Linked DNA regions of Mus musculus: all the other regions are linked to region 2. The links are chromatin loops, found by intact Hi-C in ENCODE. Cell type or tissue: left cerebral cortex. All regions are shown on one strand. Links, peaks and the distances in the headings refer to the core of each region. The heading gives the core; the rest is flanking DNA. Region 1 overlaps Txndc16 (thioredoxin domain containing 16). Region 2 has its middle 61 kb from the start of Ptger2. Region 3 has its middle 5.8 kb from the start of Ptger2.

The links. Peaks named below come from ENCODE experiments on the same cell type or tissue, not always from the same donor. Only the 100,000 strongest peaks of a DNase experiment are listed, where the experiment ranks them.
Region 1: it touches region 2 in a loop (2.0-fold over the local background); 4 of 42 quality-filtered maps call a loop at or near these places.
Region 3: a loop joins it to region 2, with 7 times the contacts of the local background. A loop is called at or near these places in 6 of 42 quality-filtered maps.

Annotation. Positions count from the first base shown.
Region 1 is chr14:45,137,691-45,148,728 of GRCm38, forward strand. Txndc16 (thioredoxin domain containing 16) reads right to left here. Exons shown (of 21, transcript NM_001310534.1): 17 at 10,139-10,223; 18 at 7,252-7,390; 19 at 4,283-4,443; 20 at 2,728-2,918. Among named protein-coding and RNA genes, the nearest start is that of Gm34362, 33 kb to the right of the region's middle. In left cerebral cortex, for the core only: a CTCF peak has its summit at 5,074 (motif pointing left); DNase peaks (open chromatin) are centred at 2,912 and 5,068.
Region 2 is chr14:45,043,749-45,054,786 of GRCm38, forward strand. No RefSeq gene overlaps it. Among named protein-coding and RNA genes, the nearest start is that of Ptger2, 61 kb to the left of the region's middle. In left cerebral cortex, for the core only: no CTCF peak of the experiment used is centred there; DNase peaks (open chromatin) are centred at 5,680 and 6,333; H3K27ac peaks cover 1,456 bases.
Region 3 is chr14:44,976,762-44,987,799 of GRCm38, forward strand. No RefSeq gene overlaps it. Among named protein-coding and RNA genes, the nearest start is that of Ptger2, 5.8 kb to the right of the region's middle. In left cerebral cortex, for the core only: CTCF peaks have their summits at 3,329 (motif pointing right) and 4,899 (motif pointing right); DNase peaks (open chromatin) are centred at 3,326 and 4,922.

The DNA of each region.
Region 1 (11,038 bases), core at 2,671-7,670, 93 kb after region 2:
GTCCTTAAAACTGTAGATTAAACCCTTAAAATTAGATTTCACCCTCTGTAGTCGTCCTCCTAAAAGTGTCCTTGTTTGTTTGTTTGGACAGAGGCCTCATTGTGTAACCTTGGCTGGTCTGGAACTCATGTGTAAACCAGGCTGACCTCAAGCTCACAGAGATCCACCTGCCTCTACTTCCCAAGTGCTGGGATTAAAGGTGTGTGCCATCACATGTTAAACTTTTGTTTCAATGTGTGTGCACTTGTGTTCTGGCAAGTCTTACATTAACTTAACACAGGTTAAAGTCATCCCAGAGGAGGGAACCTCAATTTAGAAAATGACTCCAGAAGATCAGGCTATGAGCAGATCTGTAGGGCATTTTCTTTATTTACATTTCAAATCCCCTTTCCTACTTTCCCCTCTGAAAATCCCCTATCCCCTCTCCTCTCCCCCTGCTCCCCAACAACCTCTCCATAGCCTTGGCATCAGCCCTGGTTCCAGATTCCTGCCCTGACTTCTTTCAGTGATGGCCTATGATGTGTAAGTGCGAGAGAAACCCTTTTCTTCCCATGTTGTGTGATCATTGTATTTATCGAAGCAAAACAAACCCTAATTAAGACGTGTGTGTGTGTGTGTGTGTGTGTGTGTGTGTGTGTGTGTGTGTGCACACGCGCGGACACGGAGGCCAGGCCAGAAGTAAAGCATGGTGTCCATGGTGTCTTCCTCCGTTACTTTTGATCAAGGTCTCATACCCGGAGCTCACTAACCGAGCTAGCTCCACAGATCTGCTCCCCTCTGCCATCTCAGCAATGCATTACAAGTGAGTACTGGTGGCATTTTGTCCAGGCTCCACCCCGAAGTTACCTGGCAACAGCCAGGTGTGCCTAACTCATTATCAAAATGGCTGCTTGCCCCCTCCTCTCTCTCTCTCTTGCTTTCTGGCTCCTGCTCTGTCCCTTTCCTCCTACCCTCACTCTCTCCATTCCCCTCCTGCTCTCTCTCCATATGCTCATGGCCTCCCTCTCCTCTCCTCTCTCTCTCTCTGCCTTTCTCTGTCTCTACACCCTCAACTCCCCTCCCCATGGCCTGAATCAACTCTATTCTATACCATACTGTCATATAGCTGGTCCCTCAGGGGGAAGGGATGCCTCAGCATGGGTCCACAGAGGCACCCCTCCCCCACACTTTACAGCAACTCCCATATCTTTTTATAAAACGCAGCAGTGTACTACCACGCCTGCCTTTTTGGGTGTTGTTGTTGTTGCGGCTGTTGTTGTTTTTGACTGTGACTGCTGAAGATCAAACTCAGGCCTTCATTCTTGCACAGCAAGAACTTTACCAAGTGAGCATCTCCTGGCTCTGAAAAGTAACTATTTCTATGAATCATTCCAGAAGAAAGTATTTTGGAATATATTTAACATTGTTACTCATACGAGTAATGCCTTAATCTTGAAGCATTTTCTGTTTCTAGGTCAATATCTTTTTCCACACACTTTATGAAAACAAGTCCATTTTTAAAGTTAATTATAGACATGTAATAATTTTAAGTGCTATGGAGTCAACTGAACTATAAATACACAGTGATTAGGTAATCCTTTTAGATGAGTGTCATGCAGTGAATCTTCACATTATTTTAAAACACTGGTCACAATATGCAGGGAATGACAAGAGTTTGGAGAAGTTGTCCCTAAATGGGATGTAACTACTAAACTCCCCTTGATGCTCACTGATCTACAAAGAGGAGGAGGCAGAAAGATATAAGAACCAAAGGAGATTGTAAGTCCAAGGAAATAGCGCCTTCCAGACACAGCAGGACTGATGCACATATGAACTTAGAGACTGACAGCATGCAGAGGCCTGTATCAGTTCAAGCCGACAAAATTCCAGCACAGAGAAGACTTGGGCACAAGTGGCAGCCATAATCAAAAAGCTATTTGCAACTGATAGTGCCTGGGGCAATCTGTCTTCTCCAGGGTAGCGTCACGGGGTTTACCAACCATATGACACAGCAGTGCAGAAATTGTAGTTCAAAACAAAATGGACTCCATGGGTAATTTGGGGGGTTTTCTGTTGTTGTCTGTTTTCTTTTTTTGCATGTTATGTTTTAGTATCTATTGTCTTACTGGGTTTTATTTTTCCATTTTGTTGTTATTATTGTTTGTTAGTTCATTTGTTGGCTGTCTTTTTTTTTAAACGATGTTAGGTGGGTAGAGAGTTGGAAGGATCTGGGAGGAGTTGAAGAAAAAAGTATGATCAAAATATATGATATGAAATATCTTAAATAATAAAATACTGGTCATTAGAGGAGAAAGACTGATTCAAGTTGATAATATATCAGATAAATTACCTAACCAAAAAGTCTACTAAAAAGTTTAGTTGGCCTATTTAAAATAGTTTTTAAAAAATAAGTATATGAAGTAAGCTTTTAAAAACAAGCCGGGATGGGAGAATTTGTGTATGAAGACAGCACAACAGCTTTTCACTTTGACCAGTCACTGTTCCCAAAGTGGCAGGTTTTGAACTAGTGATTACAAGACTCACATGGCTGAAGACACTGGCAATGTGCAGAGCAACATGGACTAAGAGCACATCAGTACTGAAAACAGAGGCCTTAGAAGGTGAGGCAGTGTCTCCATCCCGAACCTGAGGAGTCTAGACTGTTCATCTTCATTAGCTATGATTAACATTTAAAACGAATGCAGCAAAACACAGCACTATATGTCCTGAAGGAAAGAGACAACTTACTGATGGGATTTTCTAGTCCCGCTTGTAAATGTTTCAGCCACAACACAAGGCTTTGTTCCGTCACAGACTGGGATGAAGGAAATGCATACACTTGGCCACCCGAATGCAGATTCACCAACAGCAGCTGAGGAAGTGGTGGCAGACGGCCAAAATATGCCTTCAAGATGCCCCTCCCCACGGGAGTGTTCTTCCTGCAAGAAAGGATGGTTGAGTACTCTAATCGTTCCTTCTATGACGACGAAGAAGAAAATAGTCATTTATCGAGCAATGAGCTTCAATGATTAGCCTGCCAGAGAGCTTATGAAGAGACTTCACCAAAACAAGAGATCTACAATTATATTAGCAATCAAATGCTTCCCAAGTGTCTTTGTGATCTGGGGCAGTCTATGATGAGGAACAGAAGGCACCCAGTGACTTTGCATGACAATCAACACGGGTTCTACAATCAGTCGGTTTCCCTTAGTGCCTCCTCACGTGTCAGCTCCAAACTGGCATGTTCTGCAAGTCTAACAGGATGCTTCCTGTTACGAACATTCCTCTCCCCTAAGATTGTCCCTTTCCTTGGGAAAGGAAGAATGTTAATTCCACACTGAAGCTCTAAAACCGGAACTACAGTCCTACAAGGAGCTACACTTTAAAGAAGCGTCGCTTCCTGATGCAGCACACTTCACATTACGTAAAACACTACTTTAATACCTACAGTGGAAGTTACCGAGGTAAACTTTCCCTCAAGTGTGAGATGTAATGTTAGTAAGACAAAAATGATGTATATTGCCACATTCTTCTTGCTTTTCAATTAAGTTTTAAAAAGCACAGCTTTTATCTGTGAGTCTGAAGAAGGGTCATGTGTGTACATGTGAACCGTTTATGTGTAAGGGTCATGTGTGCACATGTGAACCGTTTATGTGTAAGGGTCATGTGTGCACATGTGAACCGTTTATCTGTAAGGGTCATGTGTGCACATGTGAACCGTTTATCTGTAAGGGTCATGTGTGCACATGTGAACCGCTTATCTGTAAGGGTCATGTGTGCACATGTGAACCGCTTATCTGTAAGGGTCATGTGTGCACATGTGAACCGTGCTCACAGACATTTAATGAAGCACCAGTGATGCATCTAGAGAACACGCCAGAAACTGCCACAAAGGGATGCACTGCGTGAAGGCCTTCTCCACTGCTATTGGCTGACTGTCACCACACAGACTGAAGTCTGTAAATATCTCAATGCTTACTTTCCTATTTGCCACTGTTTTCAGGGGACATCTACTACTTTTTAAAATCAGAAAATAGTACCTACAGTTATTTTACAATAACAGGTCTAAACAAGGTCATCTTTGAACTTTTCTGAGGAAACTAGTTATAAAAATATCATGATGGTGTATTTAGTTGCATGTTAACTCGAAGGCTATAGAATTTCATTTACTAATGAAAATGTAATTCGACTTCCTTCATGTAGCCTTGAACTCATGATGCTATGATTTTAGGCAGACACCACAACACAGACTTCCCCCAGCCTTCCTCTTAGAGCAAAACAAGACCATACAACATAGACTTACAGATTTAACCAGCAAGGGGTAAACGAATCCAGCTGCTTCTGTCTCACCAGTGCCAGGATCGTGTTCCTGTACTGAGGGTTTATGCTGCCACCACTAAACAAGAGAAGTAGCGGTCTCTGAAATCTTAAATATGTGGGAAGATTTTCCACAGTGATTTCTGGCTGTTAAAAAAAATAATTAAAATTCCTCAAACAAAAACACAGGCATGATACAGCATAAATCAGAAATGATGTTCAAATCACTCACGCAATTTTAGTTTATAAAATGAAATTCACACTTTTTTTTCAGAGATTTGACCACAGTAAGTAAATCTTTAAAAATTCTTACTCAATACTATATCACAGTAATGAATTATAGTCAAAATAAAATTGCTAACAGACTTTAAGAACACAAAGGTTGGTATCTCTACAATAACTCATGCTGAGCTCTGGACCTAGATTAGCTAGTACACCCATGACAGACAACACTCTTTCACTCTTCCATCGAGTATGGGGTTTTTTTTGTTTGTTTGTTTGTTTTTTAATTTACTAGAGATTAAACATAAGCGAAACTGAAATTATAACCTTTTCCCCCCTCTCCATGATTAGCTCGCTTTTTCCAAACATATGTATCCTTTGGATGTTTAAAACAATTAAAGATGTGCTAAACAAGCCCAAACGCCAATTTTTACCTCTTCTGGGTTTAAAGCAGCTGAAAGGAATTTAGTGAGGAGTAAGAGATCTAACTGTCTACCACCTTCCTGTTACTGCTTTACAAGGGTGTCCCGCAGTAGTACAGTGCCCTCTGGAGGCACTGTGAGCTAGAAACATCATCTCATTTCAGATGAGAAATGTTCCCAGAGGCTCTGTAGGGAAGGAGAAAGCAGGCTTACTACCTACCAGCTGATTTCACTGGGTCACTAGAAACCCTTACCAACAACTTGACTTTTTAAAACCATGCCAACAACCTTTACCCAAGCTGGCATATACCTTTCCCTTCCCTTTGCCAATCACTCTTTCTTCTACTTCTTTTCTTCATTCTCACAATAATCATCTTAGATTTCCTACGCCACAAGTTAAATCCTACGTCTGCTTCTTCAAATGCCCTAGGCTGGCCTTCAGCAGTTCTACCTGTTGCCTATCTCTGACATGGATGGCATCCTCTCCTAAATGATGACACATCTCTCAGAGCCCTAGAAACATGAGATGAAGGTGACTTCTGCTCATCTCATGTACTAAGAATAAGAAGCCTGAGGTGTAAGAAACTTGCTGCCCTCGAGGAATTCACTCACTAGAAGAGAGAGGTGTGCAAACTGCTGTGATCCCTGAACACTGCTCATGTTCAACAGCTAAGGAAGCCAACCTATCAAAAAGACAAGGGGAGGGGAGGAAGTGTCACTCTGATACCGTAGAAAGTCCCTGTGTCAAGAATAAGGTCCTGACAGGCTGGGTTTGTACTCCAGCAGAGCTACAGACACTGAGGGCTATCATCACAACAGAGAGAGCTGTTACAGCTACATGTGGGGCATCAGGGAGCTGACGGATGACAGCGTAGGGAAAGCAAGAGGCAAGTGTAACTGCACGACCAGACAGGAACGATCCATCCAGGCAGGGTTCTAGCTCCTGGGAACTGCAGATTTTCTATCAGACTGGTGACCTGGACAGACCGGCCTGTTTGCAGGAGGATGACTAAATAGAATAGGAATTTGGGACAGCAAAGGTCAGTGATGGCCAGTCTCCTTTTCCATATCAGCCAAGAGAGAAAGACCAAGCTGTCTAAAAGATAACAAATATCCAACAAGGGGAAACTAGTTAATACAGAGCATTAACACAAATTATTACTGAGCAGATATTATAAATAAGCATTAATATATTTTCCTTCATGAAAATATACTTAATAAAGAGACAGGGGAGTAGGAATGGGATGAGGAACTGTAGGAGGGCAGACTGGGAAGGGAGTAACAACTGGAGTATAAAAAAAAGTAATAAAATAAGAAGAGACTGATAATTGTTTTTAGATTTTGGAGAAATATATTCTCAAGTTTAAACCTGGAGAAGTTACAGCTGAGTCCAAATTCCTTCTCTATTACTCTTGTATTATTTGAATATATAATTTACTCTACTATGTATATGTTAAGGTAGCATTTCTCTAACAATATGTCTCTTAAAAATTATTAGAACAATGATTTAGAAAACCACATGCTGAAAAATATTAACTCAGTTATTTGATTAATTATGACCTGTTAACTTAGCAGGAGGGTTGGGGGGACAGACTCAAGGTAACACAGAAACTTGTTTTAAAGTCTACCCTTTATGTAATCTTTAATTTAGCCTACCCAATGTATTAGCATGTAGGTCACCGTGACAAGAAACGAGAAAGGAGATCATTCAGTCAATATTTATAGCTGATACTAATACCCCATCATAACTTCAGAAATACAAGTGTATTGTAGCTACTGAAATCAAGTATCCTAGGTTACACCTGGTGTGCTTGTGACTCCAGGAAAGGGCATTAGAAAATGGGTCAGATGGTGGCATTTTAAAACTGTATAAATTATAGCAATAGCTAACACTTGCTGAATGCTTGCTACAGGCCAGACACTCTCTACTAAGTGGCACTCTTCGGACATTTACTCCCAGCAGTGATTCTGTACCATACACATGGAAATCTTAGGAGCAGCAAATACAACACAGAGCCAGTGAGGACTCGGAAGAATTTACAACCAGGATGTCTGACCTTCTAGACCATCTTTATTGTAACAATGTTTACCGGACACTGGACACTTTGGCCCCAGGAAGCCAGTGAAGTTTTACCAGCACACTAGAAAAGTTGTGTGTATAAAATAAACAGAATCAAGCAAGTATTCAGCCATAAAATGACACCCCAGAGCTTCTGAAAGCTGAAAACTTATGTGCTAATCATGTGATATTACCATTGATCAATCAGAATTTTATTTCAAATAACCTCCTTATTATATACAATATACTCACAAATGCTTCCAGTAGTGCATTTGCTAGTATCTGAGCCATGTCTTGTACCAGGGTGGTGTCTAGTGGGACACTCTCTATTCTACCTTCTTTAGGCCTGGCCAGTAGCAGGGCTGGGAGAGTTGTAGCATATTTATTTGACCTATGAAGAAATATACTATTAAAATTTATAACCAAGATACATCAAGTCACCAAAAAGATGAACAATCACAGCAGCACCTCCAAGTGGGAGACAAGAGAAAGAAGTCTAACTGCTAGCTAGTGAGATGGAATCCACTGCAATCCCCACTACGAGAGGTGAGAAAAGGTGGTTGTGAGTTCAAGGCCAACCCAAGCTATACACTGAGGCACTGCCTCAAACAACAACAAAGTATAAACATGGTAAAAGCCATGCTAAGGAGAAATTTCTCTCAATTTCCCTCCACTTTGATGTGAGGTCACCTGAGGAAGCTCAGGAATATAACAAGCTGAGATAGCATGACGATAATCTACAGACGTCTTCTTTACAACTTGCCCTCAAGGAAGTGTCTACATAGGACCTGGGACACACTGGCCCACCAGGACTGCTCATCTCACACCTGAGTAAGGCAGAGAACCAATGGCAGGCCTAAAATCTGCTAGGTGCTATATTATAGTTAATGCCTTATCTATTCATTTATCCATCAGAGCACTTCTTTTTTTTTTTTTTTTTTTAAGAAACTTCTATTTATTTATTTATTTATTTATTTATTTATTATATGGAAGTACACTGTAGCTGTCTTCAGACACTCCAGAAGAGGGAGTCAGATCTCGTTTACGGATGGTTGTGAGCCACCATGTGGTTGCTGGGATTTGAACTCTGGACCTTCAGAAGAGCAGTCGGGTGCTCTTACCCACTGAGCCATCTCACCAGCCCCATCAGAGCACTTCTAAAAGCAGTCTTAGTCAGCCTGTCTTACAGCTGAATGGGGCTCAGAGAGCAAAAATTGATACACACTGAACTCCAATGAGGTACTCTAGACAGTGTGTAAACAGTCCACTTTTGTTACTAAATCTGATAAACCCAAATCCTCTAAATCAAGTGAAAAATGTTTTGTGTGAATTGTCTGTAAAAGGTGTATGGTGTGTAGAAGAACTTAACTTATGCCAGAATGAAGTACAGACACAAAACCATAAAGATTGGTAAAGAGCCCAAGCTTCAGATACCCAGAGGAGGTAGCAAGTTCGCGAGCTGCTTATAAAGCAAACACTCTGCACACAGTATTAGCCCAGCCCTTTACATCTTAAGTGCAAATTAGCAGCAGAAAATGGTAGGTGATTATATTATCAGGTAGGTGGCTCGCCTATTTTCTGGTTTAATAATACTTTCTAAAAATAGACTAACTTCATAAAATGATCTAAATTTTCCCCATTAAGAAGTGTTCAGGGGGCTAGAGAGTTGACTCAGTGGTTAAGAACACTGACAGCTCTTCTGGGGGTCCTGAGTTCAAATCCCAGCAACCATACAGTGGCTCACAACCATCTATAATGAGATTGGATGCTCTCTTCTGGTGTGTCTGAAGACAGCTACAGTGTACTTACATATAATAAATAAATAAATCTTTTTTTTTTAAAAAGTGTTCAAAATGAAAAACATTGAGTTCAAAACAAAACAATTAGTAACATTGTAGCCAGAAAATCCAAAGCACAAACTACTGGGCGATAATAACTTCTGGGGCTGTTCTTGTGCACTGTGTATTGAGTTCTGTACCCCAAGATCGGGTTACAGTCCAGACATGGGCCCTGTACTGACCAATATGCTGTAAAGAATGCTCCCCAGTAATCTCTGATGGGCAAATAAAAAGCCAGTGCTTGGACTAGGACAGAGGAGGGAGGAAGGTGGAACTTGGGACTACTAGGGGGTCTCAGGTAGGGAGAAAGGGCAAAGAAAGGAGGGGGCGGCAGGATGGACCATAAGGATGGATCCTGAGCATGTAACCTGAGAAGTCCACCTGGGGATGTCCATGGAACAGTGCAAGACTCAATCACCAAGTAACACAGGGTCTGTGGTTGGAATACGCGTTAGCATAGCTCAGAACCTGCCGGGCTTGGCTTGCAGCTTAATAAAAATATCAGGTTTCTGTGTCTTTTGTTAGGGAGCTATACAGGCTAAAGAGCGCACAGAAATACCCTGCAGATATCTGTGAGCAAAAGGGGGTTATAGCAACCCCCCCACACACAAAAAAAAAAATCTCTCCTGTAAATCTACACACATACACACACGAACTGTTCATGGTGAATGTGACTGTGTTGATTAAAAATTTCCAAATGTGAGTCCACTCCTTTATTCTATAGCAACTAAAGTATACTGGTAACATACAGCAATCCCATCTTCCATAGGCAGAACACCAGAAGTTTGTTTTTATATATATATATATATATGTATGTATATATATATATATATATATCCCTCCTCCTGGGGCAAATAAAAACAAGACTCAAGAAGTAAAATTCTCAGCACTATAAAAACCCCAGGAAAAACCTAAAGCCTAAAGCACGAGCCGCAGGATCCCAAGACTAAGGCTGACAAAGGGGCAAAGGGAGTATGATCTTCTGTGGGTGCCTTCAAAGTGAGCGAGTCCAGGTTCTCCTGCGGCCACTTCAGAAGGAGTATGTAAAGAATGTAGCAGCATGGCACTTCTCAGACCTCTCCATGGAAGAGAATTAAAACTGCAGAGCACTGGGGTGGACGGGCACACATGGGAGTGGGGGGGGGTAGGGAAAATGGCAGACCAGACACCCGTCATCTTGCGAGGTGATTGGAAAGTAACTTGCGGCTCTGCTCCATCTCGGGGTCAGCTGTGGAGAGACAAGCTGCACATCACACTGCATCATCTCAAGTGCCCCAGAATGAGAAGAACACTACACTTACAGTATCCACACATCATCTTCAGAATAAATTCCCGTAATGACAGAGCCTCTCAGCTGCTTTCCTGCTTCCCTGAAAAGTTCTTTTGCTGCAGAGACAGAGATGAAAGAAGCCTGTGAAACTTCAGCGTCATGTGTGCTAGGCAGCTGAGACAGACTTTACAGGTGGCAGACTCCATCACCTTTAAACTTCAAAGGCTGGTGCTTAGTGTAGACACATGACATAAATCTGTTTCATGGCATACCTAAAGAGGTATCTATTGATATGATAAAACGTGGTTTCATAAACAAATGTTCTCTTAATGTCATATTTAAGATTTATAGCACTCAGGAGCTGGAGAGATGGCTCAGTGGTTAAATGCACTGGCTGCTCTTCCAGAAGACTGGAGTTTAATCCTCAGTACTCACAAGGGAGCTCAGAACTGTCCGTGTACAGCTCCACCCAGGTCCTCACACAGACATACACATAGACAGAACACCAATGCATATGACATAAAATTAATTAAAAAAATATATAGCACTCTAATCATACAAAATGACCAAATAAAGACTTGACTTTTTTTTTAATTTGCCTAACACAAGGAAAATGGACACAGCTGTCTTCTAAAATACAGTCTAAAGAGAGGGGAAATGATACATACCTTAAAATCACAAAGTAAGAAAATGCATATTGCAATGAATTGAAAAGTAGGCAGGACTTATATAGAATTACTTAGGGAGGGGAGGCGTGGGGCAGGGCTTTTCAAGGCCGAGATTTCCAGGGTGAGGACTGGGTTGGAATCAAGTCCTGAGCTTGAGGATCTTAGAGGCTGGTGGCTTTATTTTGCCCCCTTTTCCTGCACCAGGCCCACTGGTCAGGATGGCTTCCAACTGCAGGAAGCTTTGGCTGAGTTCCCATTGTGAG
Region 2 (11,038 bases), core at 3,477-8,476:
GACAACAAAAGGAGGTCAAGGGGATACAAATTGGAAAGGAAGAAGTCAAAATATCACTATTTGCAGAATATATGATAGTATATTTATGTGACCCCCAAAATTCCACCAGAGAACTCCTAAACAGATAAACAACTTCAGCAAAGTGGCTGGGTATAAAATTAATTCAAACAAATCAGTAGCCTTCCTATACTCAAAGAATAAACAGGCTGAGAAAGAAATTAGAGAAGTGACACCCTTCACAATAGTCACAAACAATATAAAATATCTTGGTGTAACTTTAACCAAACAAGTGAAAGATCTGTATGACAAGAACTTCAAGTCTCCAAAGAAAGAAACAGAACAAGACCTCAGAAGATGGAAAGATCTCCCATGCTCATAGATTGACAGGGGTTAATATAGTAAAAATGACCATCTTGCTGAAAGCAATCTACAGATTCAATACAATCCCCATCAAAATTACAACTCAATTCTTCACTGAGTTAGAAAGGGCAATTTGCAAATTCATCTGGAATAACAAAAAACCTAGGATAGCAAAAACTATTCTCAACATTAAAAGAACTTCTTGGGAAACCACCATCCCTGACCTCAAGCTGTACTATAGAGCAATAGTGATAAAAACTGCCTGGTATTGGTACAGTGACAGTCAGGTAAATCAATGGAACAGAATTGAAGACCCAGAAATGAACCCACACACCTATGGTCACTTGATCTTTCACAAAGTAACTAAAACCATCCAGTGGGGAAAAGACAGCATTTTCAACAAATGGTGCTGGTTCAATTGGCAGTCAACAAGTAGAATAATGCAAATTGATCCATTCTTATCTCCTTGTACAAAGCTCACGTCCAAGTGGATCAAGGACCTCCACATAAAACCAGATAAGCTGAATTTAACAGAAGAGAAGGTATGGAAAATCCTTGAGTACATGGGCAGAGGGGGAAAGTTCCTGAACAGAACACCAGTGGCGTATGCTCTAAGATCAAGAATTGACAAGTGCCATCTCATAAAATTGCAAAGGTTCTGTAAGGCAAAGGACACTGTCAATGGGACAAAACAGCAACCCACAGATTGGGAGAAGATCTTTACCAATCCTAAATTTGATAGAGGGCTAATATCCAATATATCCAAAAACTCAAGAAGTTAGACTCCAGAGAACTAAAGAGTTCTATTAATAATGGTGAACAAAGCTAAACAGAGAATTCTCAACTGAGGAAACTCAAATGGCCAAGAAGCACCTAAAAAAAATGTTCAACATCCTCAGTCATCAGGGAAATACAAATTAAAACGACCCTGAGATTCCACCTCACATCAGTCAGAATGGCTATGTTCAAAAATTCAGGTGACAGCAGATGGTGGCAAGGATGTAGAGAAAGAGGAACACTCCTCCATTGCTGGTGGGATTGCAAGCTTGTACAACCACTCTGGAAATCAGTTTGGCGGTGCCTTAGAAAATTGGACATAGTACTTATTGAGGACCCAGCTATACCACCCTTGGGCATATACCCAGCAGATTCTCCAACATATAATAATGACACATGTTCCACTATGCTTACAGAAGTCATATTTATGGAAACAACCCAGCTATCCCTCAACAGAGGAATGGCTACAGAAAATGTGGTACATTTTCACAATGGAATACTACTCTGGGGAGACAACAGGGTAACTGCAGAACTTGATTCATTTGAGGCAAACTTTGCTGTCCTGCCATCCCCAGAGATGTTTGCACTCTCCAGTTTGGCACCACACTTTTTCCTTCTCCCTTGTCTTCTGGAGTTGCAGGTAACAATGACAGCATGACTCTAGACTTTTATACTGGGTCTCTTCTCAAATGGTGATTCTCCACTGTGTTTCAATTATTATTCCCTCCAGAACATTTTACTTTTTATTTTTTAAGTGTGTGTGTGTGTGTGTGTGTGTGTGTGTGTGTGTGTGTGTGTGTGTGTGAGCACATATCAGTAAGGTGTGGGTACACTTAGAGGCCAGAACAAGTCATCACGTGTCTTCTGCCTTCTTATTTTATTTCTAGAGAGCCTCTTGCTGAGTTATAATCTAACTTTTCTGGCTATCCTGCCCAGCTAGTAAGTTCTCAGAATCCTTCAGTCTCTGCCCCCTAATGATGAGTTATTAAAAACAATGACTTCATGAAATTCGAGGGATGTCATTTTTGACTACCAAAAATATCCAAGGACATACAAAAGGTCATAGGTGAAGAAAGGTTCCCACAGCATTTTGCTCTCAGCATTTGGGGTTTGGGGTCCAAGACACACTTTCATGTCCCTTTGAAACCTCCTGGACAGGAAAGAAGAAGGAGAAAATGAAAGAGGGAGAGGACTCAGAGGAGAAGGAAGAAGAAGCGAAGCAGAGTAGAAGCACATGGCATAGAGAAACCGCAAGTTATAAGGGGTCTCATAGATGTGGAAGATGGTAGTGTAGCGGTAGATCTGCCCAATCTAGGCGCACAGCATGTATTCATATTAATTGTGTTGTGTTTTAATTGCTGGGGCATATTTGGGTTGGAGAGATTTACCATAACACTGTGATTACCATGTGTAGAGTGATACAGCCAGAAAGAAATCAGGCTGAAATTGGAACATGAATGTTAATGACGGCACAGTTCCCAGAGGCGTCATAAGAAGTGGTATCAAACAAAATATAGATTGGTAAACTAGAGAGACTTTAAATGTCCTTCTGGTTCTGAGAACTTGCAGTTCTCATAAGTTCTGATTGAGTTTTCTGAGATAATAAACGTGCTACAATCTAGGGGAAGGCTGGAAGTGAAGCACAGTTTGCAACATACACAGGTCCCTCCATCCCTCAAAGGAATTTGTAGAGCCCACCTCCAGCAGAAGACAGGACATCAAGTGAGAGAGAGGGTTACCATCCCACAGTCATAAACTGACCTATAATTGTTCCTGTCTGAAAGAACTTCAGGGACAAAAATGGAGAAAAGCCTGAGAAAAGGGAGGTCCAATGAGAGGCCCAAAGTGGGATCCAGCTCAGGGGAGGCCCCAAGGCCTGACCCTATTACTGAAGCTGTGGAGTGCTCACAAAAAGGGGTCTATTCATGTGTGTTCTTTTGTGACTGGGTTACCTCACTCAGGATAATATTTTCAAGTTCCACCCACATGCCTGCGAATTTCATAAAGCCATTGTTTTTCATAGCTAAGTAGTGTTCTGTTGTGTGAATGTACCAGATTTTCTGTATCCATTCCTCTGTTGAGGGACATCTGGGTTGTTTCCAGCTTCTGGCTATTATAAATATGGCTGCTATGAACAATAGTGGAGCATGTGTCCTTATTACATGTTGGAGCATCTTCTGGCTATATGTCCAGGAGTGGTACAGCTGGGCCCTCAGGTAGTACTATGTCAAATTTTCTGAGGAACCACCAGACTGATTTCCAGAGTGGTTGTACAAGCTTGCAATCCCACCAGCAATGGAAGAGTGTTCCTCTTTCTCCACATCCTAGCCAGCATCTGCTGTCACCTGAGTTTTTGAACTTAGCCATTCTGACTGGTGTGAGGTGGAATTTCAGGGTTGTTTAGATTTGCATTTCCCTGATGACTAAGGATGTTGAACATTTCTTTAAGTGCTTGAGTTTCCTCAGTTGAGAATTCTCTGTTTAGCTCTGTTCCCCATTTTTAATAGGGTTATTTGGTTCTCTGGAGTCACATGGTGTGCACTCACTGATAAGTGGACATTAGCCCAAAAGTTCAGAATACCCAAGATACAATTCACAGACCATATGAAGCTCAAGTAGAAGGAAGACAAAGTGTGGATGCTTCAGTGCTTCTTAGAATGGGGAACAAAATACTCACAGGAGGAAATATGGAGACAGAGTGTGGAACAGACACTGAAGGAAAAGTCATTCAGAGGCTGCCCCATGTGAGCGTCCATCCTATATACAGTCACCAAACCCAGACACTATTGCGGATGCTGGGAAATGCTTGCTAACAGGAACCTGATATGGCTGTCTCCTGAGAGGCTGTGCCAGAGACTGACAAATACAGAGGAGGATGTTTACAGCCAACCATTGGACTGAGTGTGGGGTCCCTGATGGAGGAATTGTAGAAGGGACTGAAGGAGATGAGAGGGTTTGCAGCCCTGTGAGGAGAGCAACAGTGTCAACCTGCCAGACCTCCCAAGAGCTCCTGGGGACTGGGCCACCAACCAAAGAGTACACATGGAGAGACCCTTGGCTCCAGTGTATATGGCAGAGGATGGCCTTGTTGGATATCAGTTGGAGGAGAGGCCCTTCATCCTTTGGGGTTTCAATACCCCAGTGTAGGGGAATGCCAGGGCATGAGGGCAGAAGTAGACGGGTGAAGCAGCATCCTCATAGAGGCGGGGGAGGGAGGATGTGATGGGGTTTCAGAAGGGGAGACCTGGAAACGGGATAACATTTGAAATGTAAATAAGGAAAATATCCAATAAAAGAAAAAGAAAAAAAAGAGGGACCTATCATGACTGCCCTCCAAAAGGCCCGGCAAGCAGCTGAAAGATTCATATGCAGATATTTACACCCAACCAATTGAGAGAAGTTGCTGACACCTGTAGTTGAGTTAGGGGAAAGCTGGAAGAAACTGAGAAGGAGGGCAACCCTGTAGGAGGACCAACAGTCTCAATTAATCTGGACCCCCAAGATCTGTCAGACACTGGACCACCAACCAGGCTGCATATACCAGCTGATATGAGGCCCCCAACACATATACAGCAGAGAACTGCCATGTCTGGGTTTAGTCAGATAAACTACAACTAACCCTCTTGTGAGGCTATGCCAATGCCTGGCAAATACAGAAGTGGATGTTCACAGTCATCTATTGGATGGAACACAGGACCCCCAATGAAGGGGATAAAGAAAGTACCCAAGGAGCTAAAGGGGTTTGCAACCCTATAGGAGGAACAACAATATGAACTAGCCAGTATCCCCCAGAGCTGTGTCTCTAGTTGCATATGTAGCAAAGGATGGCCTAGTTGGCCATCAATGGGAGGAGAGGCGAAGATTATATGCCGCAGTACAGGGGAATGCCAGGGCCAGAAAGCGGGAGTGGGTGGGTTGGAGAGCAGGGCGGGGGGAGGGTATAGGGGACTTTCGCAAACTAGGAAAGGGGATAGCATTTGAAATGTAAATGAAGAAAATAACAGTTGCCTAGAATATTAAGTATTCTAAAAGCTCTATATAATTGACTTTATCATAAACATCACCATCACCATCATCATTATTGTGTATGTGCACACATGTGTGCAGGCATGTCTGTGGAGGCCAGAAGGGATATCACATCCTCTAGAGCAGGAGTTACTAGTAGTTGTAAGCTCTTGATAGGTACTAGTAACCAAACCCAGATCCTCTGCTGGAGCAGCAGGTATCCTTAACTGCTGAGCCTTCCCTCCAGGCCCCTGAGAACTTTTAGGGATGATAAGACCAATGAACAATGTCTTCACAGGGAACTAAACAAGAGTCATATGTGCTACAGATTCACCACTCTCGTACTACTTCAGAAGAGTAGAATAAATGTGGCCAAGTAGAGAATCTTGTTCTCTTATGAAAGTGGAGTTTAAACTATAAAAATACAAACCCTTGTTAACAGTAGCAGAATCTTAAATGACGGGATATTTATAACCCACAGGAGACTGCCTATCACATAAAACCCTAGGGAGCTCCAAAGGGGGAGGGAATCTTAGCTTGGTGCTTTTCTACCTACTTCCTCTCCCTTCTCCCATCTCTCTTCTCCAATCTCCCTTCACAAACACAAATGTGTCCAGAGCCTCTGGCCACAAATTTATGTCCAGGACCTCATGGTGACTGACCCTTCCTAAGTAGCCTGGCAGCAGTCAGAGTCAGCATGTTTGACAAGGTAAAACATTTTTCCATGTTGAAGAACATTCTCAGAAGAGAAAGCCACGAGTTTCAGGAACCAGAGTTTTATTTCTGTCAGTTTTGTTTAGTGTTGTGTGCCAGGGGCTCACTTATGCCTGATTCTCTGGCCTGGACTTCGTGGGGCATTCTCCTGGAGTGCCTCTTAATGACTTCCCTAATCGCTCACCCTGGTGCTCTCTGTGATGTCACAGGGCTGAAATGACCCTGCCACCTTCACCCTAGACAGAACCAAGGACAAGAGGAGCCCATTGTGTACCCAAAATTTATGAAGAAGCGAAAGGCGGGTTGGAAAGTATCACACACTTTTAAGTGGAATCATGACTCACTCTGTGTCTCAGAATCAGCAAGAATGCAAGGAGCAGACACAAGCTAAACATCTCTGCAAAAGAGGCCTCTTCCTGTTAGCTGCCCAGCCCTCATCTGTTAGTGAAGAACTCTCCTCTCTGAAGATTTAGGAAGTAGATCTCTAAATCCACCCACTGTATCCTTTAAGACCCAGTGAAAGGAGTTCGGACAAACTAGAATCTTTTACTAGGTACTGTAAAAGACTGCCTGCGTGCATGTTTTGCCAAGAAATGAGAATCTGCTCTTTGCCAAGGAGCATAAATATATTTGGCAGAGTGCAGAGGCTCAGTAGCAAAGATAGAAGTAATCTTTCCATTCAGCCAATTGCTCTCACTTGTTACACAATATCTGTCTTCCCCTGAGTGGACTTCCTCCCTGATGAAGCCTGGTTCAGAGGGCCTGTGAGCTGCTCAGGGCCAGCTCTAAACAGCATCTACACAGGGCCGTAGGGGCTGTCACTGGCCCAAGGCTTTCCTCCCTCTGCAATCTGCTATGCTTCCTTTCAGTAATGATCAGTTTTTAAGAAAGACATTCGGGGTCTGTCAGCAGACTGTCAGTATGAGGGCTGATGATTGGCTAACCAGAGATGTCTAATTTTCCAATCACTGAACCAACTCAGGCTATGCACAGAGACACTGAGGAGCTGTCAAGGCTGTGCATTTGGGGCTTGGGAGACAGGGATGATCCCTGGGATATGTGGACAGACATACAGCTAAGCCAGGAGCTCCAGGTCCAGTAAGATTCTGTTTCAAAAAAAAAATTCAGTGAAGGCAATTGGGGGGGGGGGGTGGATATGATCAAAATTCTTCTAAGAGGAGAGAGAGAGAGAGAGAGAGAGAGAGAGAGAGAGAGAGAGAGAGAGAGAGAGAGAGAGAATGGAATTGATTTAAAAAGAAACCAAACATGAACCTCTGACCTCCATGGGCACACGGGCACACACACTCTCACACACAAACGCATACACATATGTGTGAGAACACACACAAGTATATACACAAAATAGTTAATAAACAGGCAGATAGATAAATAAAAGATTGTAACTTTAACCATCTATACGTCCCTGAATACATGTCACTACAGGAGAAAACTAACCACAGCAGCCTGGTTCTGGGTAGAGGCTCATTTCTCTGTTCTTCCTCATCCTGTGACGTGTGTTCCTGATCAAATAATCATCCGAATGCTAGAATTTCCTATACATACAAATTTAAGATAAAAATAACTTACACTGGGTAGAACTTTTAATGTGATTGAAAGGTCAAGACGCGCCTAACGTTCCAGCAGAGACTCACATCATCGACAGCAAATAAAATTTGAAAATTCTTGTTGGCAGCTAATTCAATTTACTCTATGTACTTGATTATAGCACAGCTGTATTTCTTTTAAAAATAGCTCGTAAAAGTTTTTAAATTACTCAAGTGCCCATTTGTTTAGAACTATGGTTATTTGTGTTCTGATTGTAGTTTCCATTTGAATTCTATATTCCTGGAAAGGAGACACATCAAAGCATTAGTCAGACATGATCCCATCCCACAGGACTTTAGGCAAGAACTAGGATCTGTGTACCAAAGGACCTTTCCTCTTCTTTTATCTGCTACACTTGCAAAAGCAAACCCTGTGAACATTTCTCATTATTTAGCATTTGGGTAAGTGTGCACGTGTGTGTAGGGGATGCACTGGGGTGGGGAGTGTATATCTGTATACATGTATCTGTGGTGGCCAGAAGTTGACATCAGGTGTCTTTGTTAATCATTCTCCACCTTGTTTGTCTGTTTGTTTGTCTGTTTGTCTGTTTGTTTGTCTGTCTGTTTGTTTGTTTGTTTGTTTGTCTGTCTGTTTGTTTGTTTGTCTGTTTGTTTGTTTGTTTGTCTGTCTGTTTGTTTGTTTGTCTGTTTGTTTGTTTGTCTGTTTGTTTGTCTGTTTGTCTGTTTGTTTGTCTGTTTGTCTGTCTGTTTGTTTGTTTGTCTGTTTGTTTGTCTGTTTGTTTGTTTGTCTGTTTGTTTGTTTGTCTGTTTGTTTGTCTGTCTGTCTGTCTGTTTGTTTGTCTGTCTGTTTGTTTGTCTGTTTGTTTGTTTGTTTGTCTGTTTGTTTGTCTGTCTGTTTGTTTGTCTGTTTGTTTGTTTGTTTGTCTGTTTGTTTGTCTGTTTGTTTGTTTGTTTGTCTGTCTGTTTGTTTGTTTGTTTGTAGGTTTCAAGACAGGTTTCTGGCTGAATCTGGAGATTTCTGTTTCGTCTTAGACTGGCTGGCCTTGGGTTTCTGTATCCCAGAGCTCACATACAGACAGGGACCATTGTCCCTGCTTACATGTCCCCTCTCTGTGTGTTGGTTCTGGAAATATAACCTCGGGTCCTCATATTTGGTGCTATTTTTTTTCCAAAATTTCTATTAAGAATGAATCACTCTGGGAACTTTTTTAAAAACTTCATCTGAACATTAACCATTGCCATAAATCTTCATGCAAGGAAGCTTTGAGAGAGACCTCAAAAAAGCTACCCAGAGAGAGTAGAAATACTAGAGACTTTGGAGGTTGAAATATGGAAGACAGAGAAGGTCTCTCACAAAAGAACGAGTAGAGACAACCATTTGGGAATATTGTTACATTGTAGCTCACACTTTCTTTCTTTCTTTCTTTCTTTCTTTCTTTGTTCGTTCGTTCGTTTATTTATTTATTTATTTATTTATTTATTTAGCCTGGGCTGCCCTTGAACTTGTTTCAGTCCTCTGAGCACTGATATTTTAGGCACAGGTCACCATGCCCAGCTGCAGTTAAAATTCTAAAACAAGGTGCATGTTGTAGATTATATTTGGTTTATAAACTGTTTTTTAAAATCATGCATCCTCTAGAAAATATTTTAGCACATTGACATTATTATCAAGATGTTTCCCTGCAGAAGCACGGGTGAACAGGTAAGAGAGGCCACGGCTCCGCTCATTTCATTACCCGACACATAGTTACACACACTAGAGTTTCTCACAATAAGTGAAGCAAGCCAGGATCCTTCCAGGAAGGAGGAAAATGTGGTGGAAACAACGGGAAATCTCCCACTAGATGCTCAAGCAACAAGCCACGCAGGGGCAATTACCTTCTGTCCCTTTTAGCTGGCTGAGCTTGTCCAAACTTGGATTGATATTAAAGTAATCTATAAAGTGGGTCTTTGATAATACTAAATGGTTTAAAGTGTCCAACTTTTCTATTCTTCTAAGCAGGTTAGAAACACAATTTTAGAATTATATAGCTAAGTAAAAACCAAGTAAAAAATTCTCATTAACAGCACAGATCTTTCAGTAGAAGACTGGAGTCCCCAGAAATTCACTCTGGGGTGAATGTCCGGGTAGATTTTCTTCATGTTGATTCCCACTGCACTGTATCTCCAAACCAAATACAAACCCACACCCTGGCCACCATCCCATTCCCTAGCTCCCTTTGACCCAGTTGAAATGGACTTAGTATTTTCTTGTAGACTTTTTTGTTAATATCTTTGTGTTCCTTTTGATTTTTTTTTTTTGTAGCTTATCACTGACCTTGAAAATGTTAACTAAATAAGGGAGAATATAAAAAATAATTACAGGACATTGAAACTCTAGAAGCAGGCAGATTTCCAAAGCATATATTTATGATTCTAAAATAACCTCCCTAGAGCCTGATGGACTTGTGTGTAATCACCTTACCCAGCTTCCATAGCCTCCAGTACCCTTCATTTATCAAGCTAGTTAGTAATTCTTGAAACCTATCCTCATAAGAACCAATCTTAGACACAAAATGGCATGCAGACACCAAGTATCACACACACACACACACACACACACACACACACATACACACACACACACACGTATGCGTTCTTTAACTGTGCCTTGCTCCCAGCTTCTCCAGTTAAGCCTACTTTTCCATTCAAGAAATGTATATGATTTACAGAATTACAGCAGTTCTTGAATAATGAACTACTTCTCTCAACCGCTAGTACCAGGTTCTTTCTATCTTTGGAAGAAGAAGCTTTGGTTCAAAACAGCTAAGAATTAACTCAGGCATCTGCTATTCCTGAACTCAACGAAGGCTGCTGTGGCTACACAGTATCAGGTCTTGCTGAGACCACTGGTCTAGGAAAGCATGAAACTGAGGGGACTCCGGCCTCCCTGGCCCCCTTGAGTACACCGTTCACAACAGCTGGCATGTGTGGAGGCTGCAGCAGGAGACTGCAGAAACAAGCTCTACACACCTGAAAAGTCTTGTCAGACAAGGACACTCTTGTTCTCCAATGGTCTTGAGGATTAATCCTGGGGCTCTGAGAATGCTAGGTAAACACTGAGCTACATCTCTAGCCTTGGAACCACAGGGCTGCTCATGTCGACAGCAAGAGTATGAGAACATAGTCACAGTAGACCGAAATCCCAGGCTAATGATCCAGGCCAAACTGCGTGCTGCTGAAGACCCAGGGTTGCCAACTTTCACTTACATAATTTTATTCAAATCTGAAATATTCGTTAGGGGAAATAATACAAACAAGGTGCTGGCTCTCAGGAGATTGGTGATAGCTAGGAATGGGCTGACGGAACAGCAGGACAAGACAGAGATGCACTGAGTGGACATGTAAATGGTGTAGATGCTATTTCAAACCACAGAGAGGACAGAGGAGTTGTTGTTGTTTTCTTAAAGTGAGTATGGGCATTTTGCATATGTGTGTGCCTTGTGTCCTTAGGGTCAGGAGAAGATGCAAGATCCTCAGGGACTAAAGTTGCATACAGTTGTGTGCCCACCACTTGAGGCCTCTGGAAGAGTGGCCAATGCTCTTAAGAACTGTCTCTCTGGCCCAAGAATAAATTT
Region 3 (11,038 bases), core at 2,332-7,331, 68 kb before region 2:
ACAGACAGACAGACAGACAGAGACAGAGAGACAGAGAGACAGAGACAGAGAGAGACAGAGATCACATCACATGTTATACATTATATAACATAAGCAAATAATATAGTGTGTGTGTGTGTGTGTGTGTAAAGCAAAACTGTAGAAAAGCCAAGTTAGGAACATAGGAAGTATGAATTGAGAGTATGACACAATGAAAAATGGAGTTGGATTTGGTTTAGCTTTGGTTCCTATGTGCTATGTGAACGATACATTTTTTTCTTTTTGTCTGAGGAGGTGCATCTTTTTGTGTCCTACTTCTAGAAGGTATTTGTCTAGATAATTTGATAAAGCACCAAATGAATCAAAAAATACAATTTATAATATTTTGCAGGGGACTTTTTTTTAGATATAAACAATCTTTTTTTTCTATGAGCAAATAATTGCCAGCAATATTTCAATCCCTAGCCATGCAAGTGTGGATTTTCCAAAATAGGGCTTATTTTACCTTAAACAAAGTTTCCTAGACTTATCCAAGAGCTTAGTGCTCCTGTTTGCTTTCCATGAAACGCTGATAAACTGCTCTGATGGTAGCCATGTCCAGTTACAGGAATCCACTGAGCAGGGATCCTCACTGATTGATCATTAGAGGATTAAATCACTGACACAGAGCTCATGCACAGCAATTGGCTAGGTGCGAGTTGCTCTTTGTCCACTGGAGGGAGACAGTGAGCGGTTGTAATGCAAATGGAGCTTCTCAGGAGTACTGTGCTCCTGCAGTGCTAAGATGCTCCCACACCCCACACCCCACACCCCACACCCCACACCCCACACCCACTCCCGCAGAACTACATGCAAGCCTATCTGAAGAACTTCTCAGGGAGCAGGTGTTTCCTTAACACACTGAAAGTGGGTACACAGGACAACTGAAAACTAAAAGGACAGTCAAAGACAGTCCACAGAAGAAGGAACACATGTCATTACAAAATGAAGGGAACCATGCGGCCTAATCAAAGAAATGCAAAGGGTGAATTAAATGATGCAGGGCCAAGCAAAACACTGTGGCTTACAAAACTTAGAGAGGTTACTGAGATGCAAATATTCATGATGCTCTGGCAAGTGTGTCAGTTTCTACATCCTTTCCTGATAGCAGCCTTACTATGTATACACTAAGAGCCTAAAATGATCTAGGGTACTAGTATTGGAATTTAACACACACACACACACACACACACACACACACACACACTCACACAATAAAGACTAAAGAAGCAAAACTTCAAGTGATAAAAGGAGGATGCAAACTACTTGTGGTGTGACTAATAAATATGTACACACACAAAAAAAAAATAACTGGCAAAAATAAATCAAAGAAAGCATGAATCACAGCTTCTCTTGTCCACGGGCATTATCCTGTAATTCTTTACTTTTTCTAAGATTTGAGATACTTATTTCTTTTACGTGAAAGTATATTTGAAAAGGTGTCTAGAACTGAACTGAGAAAGTAAGAGGAAAAGGCACCCAGGGTGAGCTTTGGGTCTGAAGGATCATAATGTACAGAGGCAGGCAGGCAGGCGTGAGGGAGGGCAGCAGGCTTAGCAGCTTCATCTGTCCCAAATGTGGGATACACGACCAAAACCTCACAGAGAAGGGGCTAAAAGAGTGGCAGTTTTCACACCTTGAAGTAGAGGGTGGGTCAGCAATAGGAGCCAGAGTTCTGGGAGGTCCTGTCTGCTGGTAACTGGAGGCTTTGAAATGGGGGCAGTCTGGTGGCTGGAGCTGGGGGCTCACACTGGAATGTGGACTGTGAACGGGGCAGGCAGGGGCACCGGAAAGCTTGAGGACAATGTGCCATGCCTGATACAGTGCTACAGTCTTTGTGCTGGACAAGCTAAGGATGTAGTGAATCAATAAAGAACCTGGCCCTGGATGTTCTTGCTATGGAGCCCACCAAATCAGAGACAAAGATATTTTATAATTTCTGTACTTGAAAGGGGACACAGAGGCTCTGTATGTGCAGTCCCAGAGAGGACTAGTTGTAAGACTCCACTCAAAGATAAAAATGAATCAAAGGTTCTATTTTTTTTTAATGTGAACAAAAACTAATGTTAGGCACAGAAGAATTCAAGTAATTTAAGTTTTAATAGTTGAAACTCACGATGTGGCTATAAGATAAACCCAGGAGTAAATTCATCACAGCATGGTGTTTTTTGAACAAGCAACGTGGCCATCAGAATACAAAAGGAAAATCAGAGACTCGTGGTAAATCAAAATATTACAACCATCACACATGTCAGGAAGATGCAGGAAAGATGAAACTAGATTCAGGTGGCAGGGAAAGAGAAATACCTGTTCAGTGGCTTAGGACTCATGGGATCTATCGTATGACTCATGGGATCCACCAGGTGACTCATGGGATCCACCAGGTGACAGGAATCTGTGTCCTTTCAGTTCCATGGCAGTTGACCACTTTCTGTCTCTGAGTTTCTGTGTTCCAGTAAACTCTTAGGAAAAGGGAAAGCACTATAAAAAGAGCGTTTGTCTTTTCCCTCTACATTCCCAGTGTTCCTGGACAATAGGGTATGGCTCCTGACTGAGATTCCCACGGATTTTAAAGAGGTTAAGTAAAAGCTAACTGTCTTTGTTACTTTTCTGTTGCTGTGATTAAACAAACTTACAAAAGCAGCATTTAAGGGAGAGAAGCTTACTTTGTTTTATAGTTGCAAGATACTCCAGAAAGTCAAGACAGCAGGAGCTTGAGAGCTGTTGTACTGACTGCAGGCAGGGAGCAGAGGAAGATGCTGTACTCAGGTCACTTCCTCCCTCTTACCCAGTCCACCTTCCAGTCACCCATAGTGGATGGGTCTTCCCATTTCAATTAGTCAAATCAAAATAGTCCCTCACAGGCATACCCAAAGGCTAATCTAATCTAGTAATACCTTACATAATAGAGCTAATAATCTAATAATCTTCCATGTGTGTGCCTAGAGGTGTGTCTCCTAGATGATTCCAAATGCTGTCAAGTTGATGATCAACAAACACTAACCACAGTGAAATCTATGAAGACAAGTTATTGATTTCATCTCAAGCCTACTTGCCACGTATTCCCAGACCTTCAGAAAAGTAGAACTTCCATAAACACCAAAACCTAAACAACCCCCACACTTACCAGGCAGGCATGCTAGATCAACACTTCTGAAAGTGTGGCCTGGACAAGCAACAGTAGCTTCATTACCTGGAAATGATCAGAAATGCAAATTTTAGCTCTGATGAGTCTAATCTCTGGATGAGACCAATCTCCTCTCACGTGACTGCCTGGAATGGACGGCTTTCTCTTCCCAGAACAGCCTCCAGGTGGAGCAAAGCTAAGTTAGCAGCTAACTGAGGTTGGGTTTTTGCAGTTTCCTCTTTCTGCCTTTCGGAATTGCCTAACTTAGTTAAAAGAATTAACAGGTCCCATCTGTAGTTGACAAGGGAAATATTCCAGTCTTTGAGAAAACCAAGGGCTCAGAAATCAGTCTAGTCTTGACAATCATCACAATGAAGGTTTCTAGTATTTACCATGTCCTAGAAAATCAAAAGACTTGATTTCTGTAGTTGTTTTTATTAGCAGAATACTAAAACTAAGAAGAATAACTAAGCACCATCAAGAAAATGAGAAGCCTATTTTCAGTCAAATTCATAAATTATCTTGATGGTTTCATACTTAGGATGCACTAGGAGCCTAACTGGAAACAGGAGACAAAGTTAAAAGTTGCACAGTCCAGTACACCTGTTACCAAGTGCTGCCATGTTAAGCTGTCCTGGTTACTTTTCTATTGCTGTAATAAGAGAGGTGAGCAAGACAACTTATAGAGCAACATATTTAATTAGGGGCTTAACGTTTCAGAGTTTTAGAGCAAGAACATTGGGTAGAAACTGCTGAAAACTCCCAACTTGATCTGGAAGTAGAAACTACTATTCAAGTCCTTTCTGTATAGTTTTTTTTTTTTCTTGTGGCTGTTCTAGTGAAAAAGGTGTTCAATGCACAGCTTGACACAATCTAGAGACCCTCCTGCCTCTGCCTCCTAGTCCACATTTCTTTCATCTGAAATGGGATTAAAAGCTCAAATTTCAACACATCTACCTATCACTGTGTGCTTTTTGTCTTGAGGATGCTTTGATAATTTAGAGGGCCAACATTGTTTTGAAATAATTTGACTTTGGGTTGTTAAACATTTTTCTGAGCTTATGGATTTTATTTTCTCTCTTTGAGAGTCTTTGGAACCTGGTTTTTACTTTATTCTTCAGGGACCAAGAGTTCAGGGATTAGAGCTATATCAAAGGTGAGGATTCTAATCAGAAATCTCATCCCATAAACTCTGACCTCAAAGGAAAGGCTGAGTCAGAAGTAAGAAAGTGACATGGAAAAAGGCTGTCATCTTAGGGGATATCACAGGCTATGATTTGGTAATTTCACAGGGCAGATTTAGTCCTATGAAGAGAAACTCAAATGTGGGGTGACAGCCCGATGGCAGAGCACTTGCCTAGCATAGACAAACAGAAGGAAAGGAGGGATGAAGAAGGAAGGGCCAAAGATGAGCAGTGCTACAGGCACACAAATGTTAAGAATGCTATTCCTAAGAATTGGAGTTAATCTAGCTGTTCCACCCCGGGAGCAATGCTTGCAGCTGACTGCAGTTCAGAAACTGGAAATGATTGTTCCTGTGTTACTTACTATACAGAGCAGACTTGAACAGTAGCAAAGACAGCAGCTGTGCCCATTTCATAGGTGCTTTAGAGCAGGAAACCTTTAGGAGATATTTCCAACTAAAAATGTTCAAGTGGTACCTCTGAGCTTTAAATTTGTATAGCTAGGTAAAATCAGATTGTTCTTGTTATTTTCCAATGAAGTTTTGAAGGTTTGGAAGTTGTTCCTCTAGAGGGAGCCCAAGCGCTTGAAAACTGAAAGTGAACCTCCCCAGGCATCTTTCCAGGGGTCAAGATTTCAGAGCTGCAGAGGAAAAGCCTTGAAAGATGCTACTGACTCGGAGACTCCTAGGCTCAGCCTCCGCCCATGAAGCAGATAACAGTACACAGAAATCTTCATGATCCTGCTAGCGCTGTGGCAACACACACCTGCACTCCTGAAAAGATCTTCCTAGTACAGGACCAATACCTCTGAGAATTTCTCATGCTCTTCCCACCCCGCTTTAGTCACCTTGATCGTTGCTTGGACCCTTGAAAACAGAAGAAGAAATAAAAACTTCCCAGTAAGCTGCAGCCTTTTGTTTTGCTTCTGGTTCTAAGTAGCTTTGATGGGGTACTGAAACTGGAGAGCCTGGAGGTTGAGGCTGTAAAGTGAGGCACTGTGCTTTCTCATTACAAATCCCAGCACAACACAAAACAGCACAACTCAGAGATCAGACTCTCCTCTTCTTGCAATTGCAAAGGGGAGCGGGATGTGGCTTTAGACAGTCTTCAACTTCACCCATTTTTTGGATTTGATTCTAAGATCCCAAATTCAGCTGCAAACTCTCTTTCCTATAAGCCACTTTTGCATCAAAGCTACTTAGAACCAGAAGCAAAACAAAAAGCTGCAGCTTACTGGGAAGTTTTTATTTCTTCTTCTGTCTTCAAGGGTCCAAGCAACGATCAAGGTGAGTAGAGTGTGGTGGGAAGAGCATGAGAAATTCTCAGAGGTATTGGTCCTGTACTAGGAAGATCTTTTCAGACTCTCCTAGAACTCTCTGGACTCACTGGCAAGAGATTGGTGAGTGTGACTATTCATCCTAGAGTCTAGATGTGGAAATGGCACATCAAACTCTTACTTGGGCATGGCTTACCCAGGAAGCTTGCTTTCCCCAAGCCTGGTGGATGAAATGAATGGATGCTTTTCTAGCTTGCCAGCTGTGGAGTCTTGCCCCAGACAGCTGCTGCACTCTCCTGCCTGCCTGGCGGTGCGGTGCCTCCTCTCCCGTCTGCCTTTCCCACTCAGCCTAGTAGCACCACTGCTGATTGTTATGCTTGGTGTTATCATTGTTCTAGAGATGATGAAGCTGGGACGATGGCTCAGTGGTTGAGAGCATTGGCTGTTCTACCTGAGAACCAAAGTTCAAGTCCAGCATTCACATGGCATTCACAACCCTCTGTAATTCCAGTCCCAGGGAATCTGATACCCTCTGTGACTCTGTAGGGCACCATGTGTATGCATGTGGTATACACACTTACATGCAGACAAAATACCCAAACAAATTATATGCATAAATAATAACTGATAGATAAATAAATGTCTGCATTCTAAAGACATCATAGTTGTTTAAAACCAAGAGAGGTCCAATGATACAGCAGGAATATGCTATTCACGATAATGAGTGAGAAATTACTGCCATAGACACCTTGGCTCAGCTTCCCCCAAACGCTGGAGAGTGAGGTGTCAGGGAAGTGTGACAGTGTTCTGTTACCTACTCTCTTCACTCAAGCTTCACTAACCTTCCACACAGTCCACGTGTTAGAATTCTGGTCTGCATCACATTCTCAAAATGTCCTTTTCTGGCCCATTTGTTCGGACCATAACCTGGTTCCAGACTTGGTTTTGCTTCAGGACCCACCTTCCTAAAATCTCACTAGTTTGCTGAAGGCTTATCCAGCCACCCCTGCTGAGTGGCCTGCTTCTGCCTTCCATCCTGCTCCTCTTGATCTCATTTGATCTGATATAAAAGAAGGTGTAAGTTCCACTTATATCTTCCATCTAGAATGAACCAGAAGCTGTAATTCCTGTTGCTTTTTAGTTCACATCAAAGAAAATAAACACTGATTGGATGCTAATATCCACTCTTGGGCGATATCAGTTTGGACCTTTACAAAATACATTGCATTTATTCACGTGTGTGTGTGCGTGTGCGTGTGCGTGTGCGTGTGTGTGTGTGTGTGTGTGTGTGTGTGTGTGTGTGCATTATGTGGCAGTCAGAGGGCAGCTTTTGGGAGGCACTTCTCTCCTTTGAGCATGTAATTCCAGGGATCAAACTCAAGTCAAGAGGCTTGGTGGCAAGAGCCTTTACCCGATGGGCTTGTTGGCCCAGTTTGAGCTTTTCACTGAACCTATAGCCCCTCTTTCACCATCAGCCACAAAAAAAGGCAATCTCTGTAGTGTTAAATTGGGTCTTATGTGAGTTTCTAGTTCCCAGCAACCAAGTACTTAAACACTTTAGTTGTAATTCAATATAGTAACTAAATTGCTGATTTTAATAGGAATTACAGACTGTTGTTTATCTGATCCTGTCTTGCTTTCGGTAGCCTTAGTCGATAGTCTTCTATAATGTAGAACATTTATCATTTGGACCGATTTGCTCTCTTGAAGATACATTTTTTAAGGAAGTTTGCATGTTTAATTTGCTACTCAAATAACAATTTTCAAACTAGGAAGTGAGTGCACCATGAAGTTCAAATGAGAACTCTCTCAGTAGATTTTTTTTAAATGCTTCGGACTAATCCAAACGTTGTTTCTACCTCCTTTGCCTGCCTCGGTGTTCCCGGGAAGCCTTTTGTTTTTCTAATGAGAAGGCAGAGTAGGGCGGAGCAGAGCACTCAGGACACCATCTCTCCTCTTGCCCTGCCTTCACTGCAGGTGGGATGCCTGAACCCTTGAAGAAGCCGAATGGTAAGCTTGGCCTGTGTCTTCCAGCCAAGCAGAAAGTATCATCCAGAAGCCTTGCACAGTAAGGCCAGTGCTTGTCACAAGCGGCATGTTGCACGCGATCTGAAAGGCAGCAGAGAAGCAGCATCATGCTGGCCCTGCTCTAAAGACAAAATGCAAGTCTCTGGGCATGCTGGTGGCTTTCCCACACTCCCTCTGATAGGCTGGCTTATCCTGCTGCATAGGACATCACCTGGACTTGAAGCTCCTCGATCTCCACCAATGGTTTCTTCAAATCTCAAGTCAAGTACATCTTTAGACCATGACGCTTCTTCTGCAGGATACTGATGCCACTAAGACTGGAGGTGCTAAGTAAGACACGTGCACATCCAGTGTGTCCTCAAAGGCTTCATTCAGTCCTTCCTGAGTTCTAGATTACCTTTATGGTTCTGAGGTTGCTATCCTCTATGACAGGAGTTCTTCTCTAACAGGAGTTCTAGCAGGTCCTTAATGAGGTTCAGGCTCAAAACAAGAACCAAGGATAGGGACAAACACTGTAGTCTCTGCTACCAATCCCCACATCATGTAGACAGTGGTTCTCAACCTGTGGGTCACGGCCCTTTTGGGGGTTGCATATCAGATATTCTACATATCAAATATTTACATTACAATTCATAGTAGTAGGAATATTACATTTATGAAGTAGCAATGAAATAATTTTATGGTCGGAGGTCACCACACCATGAGGAATTAAATTAAATGGCCATAGCGTTAGGAAGGTGACAACCACTGTTGTACAACCTAAAGGACTCTTAACTTCTGCAATGAAAAAAATATTCCACATATGAGCTTCTTCGAAGGGGAGTCACTAATAGCTAGAACTATACCTAGAGAAACTTCATTTTTTTTCCCTTTAATAAACTTAGATCTAAACTGTCATGTGGCTACTGGCTAGCGATTGGACAATGAAAGGCTTATAACAATAAAATCTGCATTATTTATCTCTAACAGTGGACCTGTTTCTCTGGCTGAATCTTGACTAGCATAGAAACAAGGGGAAGAGCCTTGCTCCAAAAAGCCAAAGAATAGATCTGACAGAGCTGGAGGATCGCAAGCATCTACCAGCATGTACAAGCATGTACCAGCATGTACAAGCATCTACCAGCAGACCACCTAGAAACTTCCCAGGACTCTGTGGACTGTCGCCAAAACCATCCTTTAAATCTAACCTCTAGTTTTCAGTGACTTCTGTTTGCTACAGTGAATGGTGTGAGCCTTGTGTAGTTTATTACAGGGCACAGATAGTGTTCTTAGAATTCTCTTTGAAAAAAATTATTTAGACATGCATAGATATCAAGAAGTAAAGTTTGAGTGTTTTGAAAGACATAACTCCTGCAAATAGAAACATGCAAGCCCCGGTGTTAGCTTCCTCCAAGTAGTTCTCCTTCCTTTCATGTTTATCTTTGCCTGCCTTTGAAAAATGACCTATGGTAAGTAGCTTCCCTTCCAAAGCCCCTGAGTTACAGATCCATAAAGGAAAATATGAATTTTATATTTCAAGTAATATGTATTAGTCAGAGATCCTCAAAGAAATAGGACCAATTGTATATGTCTTTCTCTTTATGTGTGTTCTGTATACAAAGTCATATGATACACAATGTTTTTGTCAATAGTGTACGTCACACTCAAATAACAAAACTGCCTAGCAACAGCTTTCTCAGTCTGTATTCCAGCCCTTGATTTACATGTGGCTCTCTATGTGTGTCTACTTGTAAAGCCAGTGTTATGTTTGGAAGAAGTCTCAAGACTGAAGAGCTAAAAGTTGAGATTCTAGTCAGCCTGAAAGCCTGAGAATCAGGAATGTCAATGGCGGATCAATGCCCCAAATGAAGCTGGGTATCAACCTTCACCTATATTCCTAGTGCTATTCACTCAGCAACAGACCAGATGGGGCCCACCCACAATGGAGCTGTTATGTGCCTTAGTCAGTCCAGCAATGTGGATGCTAAGTTCTTTAGAACACCTCCCAGATATAGTCAGACATACTGTTTAGTCAGCTCCTGGGCATCCCATGCCTGACCAAGTTGACACACAATTACTAATCACATGGTGTTCCCCAAACACAATGGCTTCATGAACAGGAACTGAAAATTAGCAAAGCTGTATGTCCCAATTCTAAAACTGAGGGTGTTAATATATTTTTCTATTAAGAAATCCTAGACTCTGGATAAACTGAACTTGTACTGGGATGCTGACACTACAATTAGAAATGGGAAGAAGCCACTTTCAAACTACAGAAGATAATTCAATTTACTGAACCGACCTGATGGTCTGAGTAGGTAGAGATGGCAAACTAAGCATCCAGTGAGACTGCTGAAACATGGAACACAGTAGGACTGCTAGCTCTCTCTGTGCAACTACTGGAAACAAACACACAAACAAACAAAAATGCTAATTTGAATATGTTGCAAATGAAATCACGAAGCCCAGAAAAGTAATTACTAAGATATGAACTCCTAAGAATTATACAACTAGCTCTGGTCTTTTTCTTGTGACATATTCACCTTTAAGTAGGGATCACTCACGGAGCCCCAAAGCCACCTGTCCTGTAGACAAACTTCCCTGCACCAGGGAATTCCTTGCTTAAACCCATGTCTGGGGCTTCATAGTGGCTTCTTCCCCCAGGATCCCCAAGACTGTCTCACATGCAGGGAGTGCATACCCTAGGGTCTGAGGGGTTGTTGAGGAAGGGGTATGGACAGAGCTTAGTAATCAGAAACTAGATTGTCCACACACCTCTGTGAGAATCTTCTCACAGTGTGCTACTAAGTTGGGGTAGAGACTAGCAGAAAAAGGCAGAGGGTATAGGGATGAGATCTCGAATTTTCTCTGGTATCCATTAAAGTCAGCAGAGTCATGTCACTCATGTAGTGAAAAGGTAGAGACAATTATATAGAAATAGAGCCACAAGGGGCTTTTGTTATAAGGTGACCATGGAAACAGAAAGGGTATAAAAGCCTTTGGAAAGTAAACACAGTGGAAACAGCATCAGAGTCTTGCCTGTTCTGCTCATTCCCCAACCATGTGGGAGGAGATGGCACAAGATGGACATGGGAGAGTCCACTTTGGGTGGCTGTGTGGAGGACGCTACTGGCCTGCAGTTTACAGCCTGAAAGGAAACTAGAGGAGTTTGACACCCACTGCATCCATGCCCTACAAACTTAGCAATGGAGTGGATAGCTTCAGCTGTGGGAAATGAGCCTGTAGGCCTCCCAAATGGATTCTGCTTCCCGTATTTTGCTAGAAAACCCCTCCAGTCCCCAGGCCAGAAGCATGGTGAGCTAAGTCATGAGAAGCAAGGTGTACTCCATAAATAATCTTTCCATTGCTCTTTCTTTTTACTCCTGGGCAAACCTTTCTTTCTCAGCACACTCTCTTTCTCTGCAT